4 separate regions of the Mus musculus genome follow, and regions 1, 2 and 4 are each linked to region 3. The links are chromatin loops, found by intact Hi-C in ENCODE. Cell type or tissue: gastrocnemius. All regions are shown on one strand. Region 1 has its middle 110 kb from the start of Kbtbd8. Region 2 has its middle 89 kb from the start of Kbtbd8. Region 3 has its middle 2.0 kb from the start of Gm26501. Region 4 overlaps Tafa4 (TAFA chemokine like family member 4).

Region 1 (2,500 bases), 130 kb before region 3:
GTAAAAGTGTGGTCTCCACAGAGGCACCACGGTAGGGTGTGGTCTTTAGGAGATGCGGTGTAGAGAGAGGTCTTCAGATGACTGTGGCTGTGGTCTTGAAAGAGACACTGGGAGCCCAGTCCTGACTCAGTTCCCTTTCCTTCCCAGCCATAAGATGAGCAGCGTTGCACTGTCCCAGGTTCCTATCACGGTAAGCCACCAAAACAGTGGGGCTGGAACCTCTCAAACCATGGACCCAAATCAATTCCTTCCCTTTACAGATGGATCATCTTTGGAACTGACTGCAGGGGCGCTGGCCAGCATAGAGAGCAAGCACAAATTAGCTTTTCAACATACCACCTGGCAGTTATATACACCATTGCTCTCGTCTCATTGACTGAAAGCAGTTTTCAACTATGGTTGGGATATCTGCCAGTTGTTTTAATAATCACTTTCATAACGTCACCCTATAGATGCTTAATAGATGCTCAGTCAACAAGTGCAAGATGTTTATATGCCTGTCTTGCATCCGGTTGAGTTGTAAACACCCTTTCTGAGCTTCCACCTCTTACTTCTCTGAGTCTGTTTGCCATCAAGGTCATGTGGGGCCATCTATACAGCATCCATTGTCCATTGCACGCTGGACTTTGAGCTGTGTGTGTTCAGACATTGGTCATCACAACAATGCTGTAGATCATACACTACCATTTAGTCCTGATTTATTCCTGTTTCATAATTACTGACTAGAGACATTATTCTTATTTGATGGTATCTATCTATCTATCTATCTACTGGGAAAATGAGAGAATCAAATCCCAACCCAGGTCCATCAAACTCTCTAAACCCTGTGTATGACTCTCAAGGAAGGCATGCACTATCCTCCTAGGAGTTTCTTTCCAGACCTTTTAATAGCTTGGGTAAGAATAGCTCCAGGAGTATTTTCTAGAAAAGCTACTTAACTGTCCCCAGTCTTGACATTGTTTTCAAACACAAAACCTGAGGTTTGGCTCTCAATCGTCCACGGGATCTTTACAGAGATCTAAAGTTCTGTCTGTGAAATTATAAACTGTTGTCCCCTTTAGCCCCCACCGCTCACACTTCTGAAGCTTCGGTGAGTGAGCTTGCTTCAGGCCTGTTGAAGAGCCAGACTTGGGTTGTACACGGGTCAGGCTGCTCTTGTCCCTCCAAAGTAATGACTACCCTGCCCCCTAGTGGAGAGAATGTGTGTCGCTGTCCTTGGTGCTAAACATTAGTCAGGCAAGTCTCAGACCTTTCTTTTTATCCAAAGATCTGGGCAAATACCTGCAGTCGTTCCTCTGGCCTTTATCCTGCTAGCAGAAGAACTTATTTCATGTGATTTTTTATAGTTCTGTTCTTAAAGTCATTATTTTTCGAAGTTGAAAACCCATGTTCTGTCTGTAGGCCTTCTAATCATTTCGTATCTCCTAGATCTTATGCCTGTAGATTGTTGTAACTATCCCAGTAGATATCAGAAATAAGTGTGCTAAAGAAGATTTTTGGAGAGAGCTCAATGGTTAGGAGTACTGGATAGTTTTTCAGAGGATCCAGGTTTGACTCCCAGCACCTACTGAATGGGTCACACCCATTTATCACTCCAATCCAGACATCTTCTGTAAGTACTGCATGCATCTGGTTCACAAATGTGCATGCAGAGAAAACACCCATACACATAAGTGAAACTAATATAATTATAGAATAATATACACTATATATCAATATATAGTGTATTAGATGAAGTAGAATAACCATAAAGTAGTAGCTAGAAAAAAAAATACAAGGTTTGGAATAGTTTGACCCTGTTGAAAGAAGAGCTCTCTTGTGTTCATGTTGAGCAAGACTGAAAAACTTACCTAAATTCTCTGAATCCCAACTTTCTCACCATTAAAATAGAAAAGCCACAGTGTGGAACTCAGAGAGTCACGTGGGAGTTAAATGGGACCACACTTGTAATAAGTTCAGCCAGCTCTTGTCTCCAGTGGCCCTATGACCCCTAAATTTGTTGCTGTTGTCCAGGTATTAGTTCTTTTTGTTGTATCTTTTGATTTTGTTGTTTTGCTTTATTTAACCTAACACAGGGCAGATTTTGATATAGCACTCATGAGAAGTTTAATTATTATAATTAATATTTTGAGGGAGAAAATCCCTGGGTTTGTTAACTTTCCATTCATTTTCTCACTATTGAATAGGGTATGCAGAACACAAAAATACCTGGACCATACGATCTCAGCATCTTCCCCCTAGAGATGCCAACTTTATGTATGCCCTCGCTCATTACAGAGAGCTGGGGGTGAGCAGAGTCTAGCAGAAGCCTCTGCTTATTGCAAGGTTGCATCTGCTCTTCACAGTGAGCCTTGGTGCTCTTTAAAAGGACTCGGTTATAGGACATTTTCTCTCCAGACGTTTAAAAAAGAAAAGATTCTGCCTTCTTCTGTCCCCAAAAAAGTAAATGAATATTATGTAACTTGGTATGGCTTTTCTCTCTACCTTCACTGCTGGAGAC
Region 2 (2,500 bases), 110 kb before region 3:
ATGTCTGTGTCTGTGTGTATGTCTGTGTCTTTCTGTGTGTGTGTCTGTGTGTGTGTGTGTCTGTGTGTGTGTGTGTGTCTGTGTCTGTGTCTGTTTGTGTCTGTGTCTGTGTATGTGTGTGTGTGTCTGTGTCTGTGTGTGTCTGTGTCTGTGTGTGTGTGTGTGTGTCTGTGTGTGTGTCTGTGTGTGTGTCTGTGTGTGTGTGTGTGTGTGTGTGTCTGTGTCTGTGTCTGTGTCTGTCTGTGTCTGTGTCTGTGTCTGTGTCTGTGTCTGTGTCTGTGTCTGTGTCTGTGTCTGTGTCTGTGTCTGTGTCTGTGTCTGTGTCTGTGTCTGTGTTACTGGGAATTGAACCTAGTCAAGAACTCTGCCACAGAGGAGCATGCCGATTCTCTTTATGTTTCTTATCTTGAGACAGGCTCACTAAGTTACCAAGGTAGGCCTTCAACACAGTAGAATTTATAATCCTCTTTCCTCAGCTTCCAGAGTAGCTGAGGATATGAACCTGAGCCACTAGGCCCAACCTTACGACTTTTCTGCTGTTGATTTTAAGATGTCTTGTGTATTACAGATGCAAGCCCTTCATGAGATCCATGCTCTGGCTTCAACCACAACGGGTCTCTTCATGTCAGTCTCCTACCTTTTGTGCTTTTTTATATTATATCAGAAATGAACCACTAAATCCAAAATCATTGAACTTTTCTGCCATGTTTTCATCTAAAGGATTTACAGTCTTGTCTTTTACAATTATCCCTATAAAATGTTTCCGGTGTGCATGTGTGTGTATGCATGAATGTGACATGTTTGTTCGTGCACACAATGCACATATATGTGGTGTTAAGAATCAAACCCAGGACCCACACATGCTAAACTGACGTACGGTTCCAGGTAGCTCCTAGTTATGTCATCATCACCCTCACCCTCACCCTCACCCTCACCCTCACCCTCACCCTCACCATCATGAGACCAATGGTTGAAAGGCAATCCCTTCTTCCCTGAAAGCCTTGATAGCTCCTCCAGACAACATATTCATGTCACTTTTCATTTCACTGACTCCTGTCCCTATTCTTTTACCTTCTTGATTGCTGTGGATTACTGGTAAACCTGAGCCCAGCTCTGCCAGTGTTCTTCAGTATGCTGTCATGACTCACAATCTTTTTCCTTCCATATGAACTTTAGAATCAGTTGATCAATAGCGTCAGCTTTCCTTTCTGGGATTTTTATGAGAATCAAAAAATTCAATCTCCTGGCTCCCCAACATGGATATTCAGAACTGTCTGTAGTCACAGTTCCAGAGAGATCCAATGCCCTCTTCTGGCCGTTGTGGGCACTGCATGCACATGATATACAGATTCATTTGCAGGCAGAATACCTACACATAAAAGAAAATAAAAGGATTTTTTTTTTTTTTGTTTTGAGGCAGGGTTTCTTTATGTAGCCCTAGCTGCCCTGGAAATCACTCTTTAGACCTGACTGGCCTCAAACTCACAGAGATCCACCTGCCTCTGCCTCCTGAGTGCTGGGATTAAAGGAGCACACCACTACCACCTAGCAATGGAAGACTTTTTTAAAAAGAAGTATGCTGAATCTATAGATCAAATTGGAAAGCATTACCCTGTAATAACCTTATCCCTACAATCTATAGCACAGGGCATCTCTCCACATATTTCTATCTTCTTTTCATTTCTTCTATTAGTATTTTTATTTATAAATTTATATATGAGTATTGGGTTTTGTTTTGTTTTGTTTTGTTTTGTTTTGTTTTTTGGTGCTTTTGAGACAGGGTTTTTCTGTGTAGCCCTGGCTGTCCTGGAACTCACTCTGTAGACCAGGCTGGCCTCGAACTCAGAAATCCGCCTGCCTCTGCCTCCGGAGTGCTGAGATTAAAGGCATGTGCCACAACGCCTGGCATATATGAGCATTATAACTCATAAAATCTTATAAATTTATTCCCAAGGATTTGTGTGTGTTTACACATAAAACAGTCAAAAATTATTTTTTAATTTCAGATTCCCATTGGTCATTGTTTGACTTTATGTTTTGACTCTTTCATAATTTTTGTTGAGTCTTACTTTTTTACAAAGATAATATCATCTTCATGTGGGAACACTTTTATTTTCTTCTTCCTTCCTTTTCTTTTTCTTTTTCCTTTTCTTTTTCTTTTTCTTTTCCTTTTCTTTTCTTTTCTTTCTTTTTTTTTCTTTTTCTTTTTTTTTTTTTGACAGCCTTTTACTTTGTATCCAGGCTGAACTTAGAGTTTTTCCTGAAGACTGTTGCAGGTGTCCAGCACTATGCCCAGTTCCTTTCTTTTTGGATTTCATGCCTAGAGCAGCTAACATGATGTTGAATGGTAATGGTCAGAGAACAGCCTTGTTTTCTTCCTGATCACAGAGAGAGAAAAAGAGGCAGAGACAGAGAGAAACACAGAGAGACAGAGAGAAACACAGAGAGACAGAGAGACACACAGAGAGACAGAGAGACACACAGAGAGACAGAGAGAAAC
Region 3 (2,500 bases):
AATGGTTTACATACCAGGAACTGTGACTCCAGGAGTTGGTCTAATTCATTTCCTAGAGCATGAAGCCCAGCTAAGCATTACAAGCCAGGAGAGTGGACGTGTGGATGTCGTAGATCCAACCCTACCAGCACCTAATATCAGCTGACGTCTTCCTTCATCTGCAACAGTAAGCTATCTCAGTCTTATAAACGACTTCTGGAGAAAAGTCCTCTTGTTAGCCTCAATTTTCAGATGGTGAAACGAAGCCCAAGAGGATAAAGCCAGCTGCACTGAAAGTCATAGCTGGTAAGTGATGCAGGCAGATGTCAGAAGCACAGAATCGACTTCCATAGCAGGAGCTGGGAAGGTTAGGCCATAGATTCTGGTGAGAGGCAAGAAATCCTGTTGCATCCGGGTGAAAACACCAAATCCATCAGTCTGGCAGAAGCCCGGGAGGCATGCAGAGAAGGTAACTAAGAAAGGTCTAGTGCACGTTTGAAATCAAGAATCAGGTTTGGAAGACGTGCATGGCACTGAAGCCACTCAAATACCTGCTTCAAAAAAAAAAAATTGGTTTTAGCAACTGGAAGACTTAAGGATCCCAGCAGAGCTGTGTGTGCCTCCCCATGTGGACCTCATTCAAGCCTCCTGGTCCAGCAGTACCTGCTGCCCCCAGAACAGAGGTCCCATTCCTGAGCAGCGCATCTTGGGGAGGCAGCATTTATAAGTAACTCGGCCTCTTGATGACCCCTAACTCCCCTACCACGCCCGAACCGCACCAAGGTGTGTTTGTCTTAGGAAGAGGTGGCAGGGTGGCAGGGTGAGGGCAGGGTTTTGAACTGGTCTGCAAGACTGAACAGCGTTGTACAGCAAAGGAGCCAGGAAATGTGGGCTTAATCTCGTCAAATAAACGGCAACTGAGACGCTGAAAGAGCTGTGTTGATCTCATAGCAGTTGTTGGAACTTGGCTCAGCCTGCGGGTTTCTCTTTGAGGCCAGAGCCAGGTTGAGATGGGAAGGAACTAGAAGAGGTTCACACAGCTGCTGGAATTAGCTTAGCGCGTCTCCGGCTCTCTGCTGCCACCTAGCGCCACGCCGCTTTGATGGGGATCTCGGGATGTTTGACCATGTCCGTGGCTTGTTTAGTGGAAAGGTTTCTTGTCCTGGTTGTTTTTCTCTTCTTTTGGAGTTTGGCATTGCCTTGCTCTTTGGGGAAATGAATTTTGACGCCCTGGTGCGTGAAGAAGTAAAAATTAAGCCTAGTGAGATCTTACTTATATCTACCTGAGTTGAGATTCTTGGAATTGATTTCAGTTTCCATAGTGGGTTGTAGACATCATATCAGGGAAGGTTCCTTGAGGTTACTCATGTGTAGTCTCTCACCTGGATTCTTAGAAAATGATGCTTTGTTAACGCTATTAGCACCATGTCGGACAAAAATGAAGTTTGGAAATTCCACGGCAAGTTTGAACTATGCTCTTCAATTTTAGAACTATTTTAGTGTAAAGTAGGCTATGGGTCTTCTAGAGCAACGTGTACCAACTAGCCATGTTGAAGAGAGTTGGTATGTTGTTTGGTGATGGTGAGAAATGTTTCCGAAAGTATTAAAACGTTGATGCTGAAGAAAAAGTTAAGATCATCTATAAATGGTTCTAGAACTTTAGCCTGACATGATCTGATCGCAGTTTCTCAGGGCAAACAGCTGTCACCGTTTAAAGAACAATTAAGGCAGGTTCAGCTAGCTAGTGGATAATCAGTTAAAACAAAAAAATGATATTTCATTTTCATAACACGAGAAATATCATGCTCTGGCTTTCCTGTGAATACATAGTTACTGCCTAAATTATTAAGATATGTTTATAATAACAATCATTTTTAGCCTCTAAGAACACTTAAAGATTTAATTTAAAAAACAAAACACTTGGATTGGAGAGATGGCTCAGTGGTTAAGAGTCCTGACTGTTCTTCCAGAGGTCCTGAGTTCAATTCCCAGCAACCACATGGTTGCTCACAACTATCTGTAATGGGATTCGATGCCCTCTTCTGGTGTGTCTGAAGACAGCTACAGTATACTCACATACAACATAAAAATAAGTAAAAAAAAAAAAAATAACCCACGCAGGTTATGCACATTGGCTCCAAAACCAGGAGGAGCCCCGGGGCTCCTTGACTAGCCACTTTAGCCAAATTGCTGAGTACCTAGTTCAGTGAAAGGCTCTGTCTTGAAAAATGAGGGAAGGAGCAACTGAAGCAGACAGTGGCCTCTGCTTGTATACACACACACACACACACTGTCCTATGAGGTAGTGCTTTTGTACCCTACTTGGGGAAGAAAGCAGTGAAGATAGTTTCAGAACTCTGAAGTGGTAGAGATGTATTTAGGCCCAAGACTTCCTGCCCCATAATGCTGTTGGCTGCTGCTGTTGCTGCTGCTTCTTCCTCTTCTTCTTCTTCTTCTTCTTCTTCTTCTTCTTCTTCTTCTTCTTCTTCTTCTTCTTCTTCTTCTTCTTCTTCTTCTTCTC
Region 4 (2,500 bases), 1.9 Mb before region 3:
AGGGGAAGACCGTGTCCTGTGATGATGTGGAACTCGGCCATCTTCACCCCACTGCACATGTGTCAAAGGACATCTGACAGTGCAGTACTGTTGTAAAGTCAGCCACAGGCGCCTGGCTGAGATGGTCCAGAAAGTCTCCAGCCCAGGGACATTGGCTGATATTGGGGTGCTAGGTTATTGTGTTTCAGAACAAAGAATTGATCAGAAACGTAATCGCAGCAGGAAGAGGTGGTTTATGGAGAGATTAGTAACCTTCTGAGGGTGGGAATGTGGGCTGATAATAAAAAAGGTCTAGCTTTCCTCCCATGTCTCATTAGCATCCTAAATCTCTACAGAGTGGCGTACGTTTTAGTGCCATAAGGAGTCGTAGGTTGCTTTTGGACACAGGATTGTGTGTGTGTGTGTGTGTGTGTGTGTGTGTGTGTGTATGTGTGTGTGTGCCAGTGGACCATGCTGGTTTTATTCTCCTTGGCTGTGTCGCTATGTAAGTGAGGGCTTTCTCTGAGCTAACTTGCTTGTCCTGTATACTTATTTTGTCATCTTTGATGAAGTTTTCCAGAACTTATTCTCCACCCTGGCCTTTCCTTGCCCTGTCTGCTAAAGCTTGCCAGTGAGGAGTTGTCTCATCCCAAACCCTTCTACCTTACTAAGCACATGGCTTGTTGGCCATTGTGTATAGCAAAGGAGGTGTTTTCCACTCAGCAGGCTAAGGCAGGAGCAGAGGAAGAAGGTGGGGGTGTATGGATGCTTTCGAAAGAAGACATTGTTAGTTGTACAAATTTTTAAGTTCAAACATTAGAAACCATGCATGTAACAGGGGTTGGGGCAGAGTATGGGCAAAAATACCTAAGAGCCATCATATAGGACAATAAATATATGATAATAATTAAATAAGGATACTCACCTGATTTCACACTCTGCTATTAGGACTCTTTCCTTAAGGCAAATGACATTGCAATCATAAGACTGGAAATTGTGTTTTGAAGAAATAAAAAGAACACACAAAAAATCCTGATCCCCTGGTGTTTCACCATTCAGTTGGTCATCCTGATTGGGCAAGAGAACACACACAAATCTCTGGTCACCTCAGGCAACGGGGAGGATGGGTCAGTTCTCAGGATGAGTCCTCTAAATTGGAAAGTAGGGTCCTCCCCACAATGTCACTTTTTAATCCACTATTTCTGCTCTTCCCCCAGTCAGTAACCTCTTTTCTCCACAAGAGGGCAGCAAACAACGCCTTGGGAAGGCTGCAGGCTGGGAGGTGGTTCCTGAAACCCAAGTGACCGATGGAATTAACAGTTTAAAGGTGCTTGTGAAAGTTTGGTCCTTTGTAACCATGGTAACATTGAGACACACACACACACAAAGCTTCCTAAATCATAGGAATTGTCTCTAGGGGATATCGCTACATTTTCACCTTTAAAAACAGGCAGTTACTTTTCTAACTGAGGGGAGGCAGTTGGAGATTTGGGTGCTACGGGTTTTTTTTTTTTTTTTTTTTTTTTTTTTTTTTTTTTTTTTGCTCATTTTAATAGTTCCATTTCCCCAGACGTGCGCTGTCTGACCGAATGGCTTGGTGCCTGTCTGGTGTCTATTTGGTATACTCCTCACAGAAAGACCCAGGAAAACCAGAGCCCACCCAGCAACCAGGCAGCACAGAAGACCAAGTACTGGGGGCTGGGGTCAAACATGGCTCTAGGTCTGGCCCCTCTTGGCCGTGTGACCCTATCCAGGCCACCCAACCCTTCTGGACATGTTTCGACATCTATACAATGGGATAATAGTTGCACCTACCTTCTATCAGGTGATGGGAACGAGTAAATGAGGAGAAACAGGAGGAAGGGCTAGCACACAGCAAACGCACCAGAAGCAGACACTGTTTTTGTAGTTAGAGGGATGCAGATGACAGACTCTGAGATGTCGTGCACCAGAGGAGTGGCTGGAAGCTGTGGGTTCCCTGGAGAGATTGATAGGCGTCTTCAGAGGCTTGAAGCTTTATGGTCTATAAGGAAACAAGGCAAACCCAAACCAAACCAAACCAAACCAAACCAAACCAAACCAAACAACCAAACCACTCTTGTTTATCGTTGCCTTGGGAAAGCTAATGAAATGGAGACAGTAACTTTTAGTTTGTATAAACACCGAGCTTCTGCTCAGACTTTAGAAAGAGGCCTCATTCTGCTGGGGAGCAGAGTAGCTCAGGCTAGCCTTGGACGACCGGCTGCAAGCTGCAGAACGGGGTGGATGCAGAGAACCACGGAAGGTCTACAATGCCTTTCTACCTGGGAGCTCACAGGCGCTGCTTGCATCTGCTGGGCTCAGGGCCACACTGGCAGCAGGTGTCTCGCTTCAGTTGTTTCAATCTTAGTTTCAAAACCCGGAAACTTTTGGGGCCTCAGACCTATCTTCTGAAGGTTGGGGATAGTGGAAGAGACTAAAAGTGACCCTCCTGGGGTTGAAAAAGGGATGCCTGACAGTACAGAGGGCTTCCTTGGCTTCG

The links. Peaks named below come from ENCODE experiments on the same cell type or tissue, not always from the same donor. Only the 100,000 strongest peaks of a DNase experiment are listed, where the experiment ranks them.
Region 1: a loop joins it to region 3, with 2.8 times the contacts of the local background. A loop is called at or near these places in 7 of 42 quality-filtered maps.
Region 2: it touches region 3 in a loop (2.4-fold over the local background); 6 of 42 quality-filtered maps call a loop at or near these places.
Region 4: a loop joins it to region 3, with 8 times the contacts of the local background. A loop is called at or near these places in 15 of 42 quality-filtered maps.

The regions. Positions count from the first base shown.
Region 1 is chr6:95,222,408-95,224,907 of GRCm38, reverse strand. No RefSeq gene overlaps it. Among named protein-coding and RNA genes, the nearest start is that of Kbtbd8, 110 kb to the right of the region's middle. In gastrocnemius, a CTCF peak has its summit at 1,195 (motif pointing left); a DNase peak (open chromatin) is centred at 1,184.
Region 2 is chr6:95,206,078-95,208,577 of GRCm38, reverse strand. No RefSeq gene overlaps it. Among named protein-coding and RNA genes, the nearest start is that of Kbtbd8, 89 kb to the right of the region's middle. In gastrocnemius, a CTCF peak has its summit at 1,310 (motif pointing left); a DNase peak (open chromatin) is centred at 1,318.
Region 3 is chr6:95,097,079-95,099,578 of GRCm38, reverse strand. No RefSeq gene overlaps it. Among named protein-coding and RNA genes, the nearest start is that of Gm26501, 2.0 kb to the left of the region's middle. In gastrocnemius, no CTCF peak of the experiment used is centred here; a DNase peak (open chromatin) is centred at 1,049.
Region 4 is chr6:97,005,630-97,008,129 of GRCm38, reverse strand. All of the region lies in intron 3 of Tafa4 (TAFA chemokine like family member 4), which reads left to right. Among named protein-coding and RNA genes, the nearest start is that of Tafa4, 54 kb to the left of the region's middle. In gastrocnemius, a CTCF peak has its summit at 1,214 (motif pointing right); a DNase peak (open chromatin) is centred at 1,223.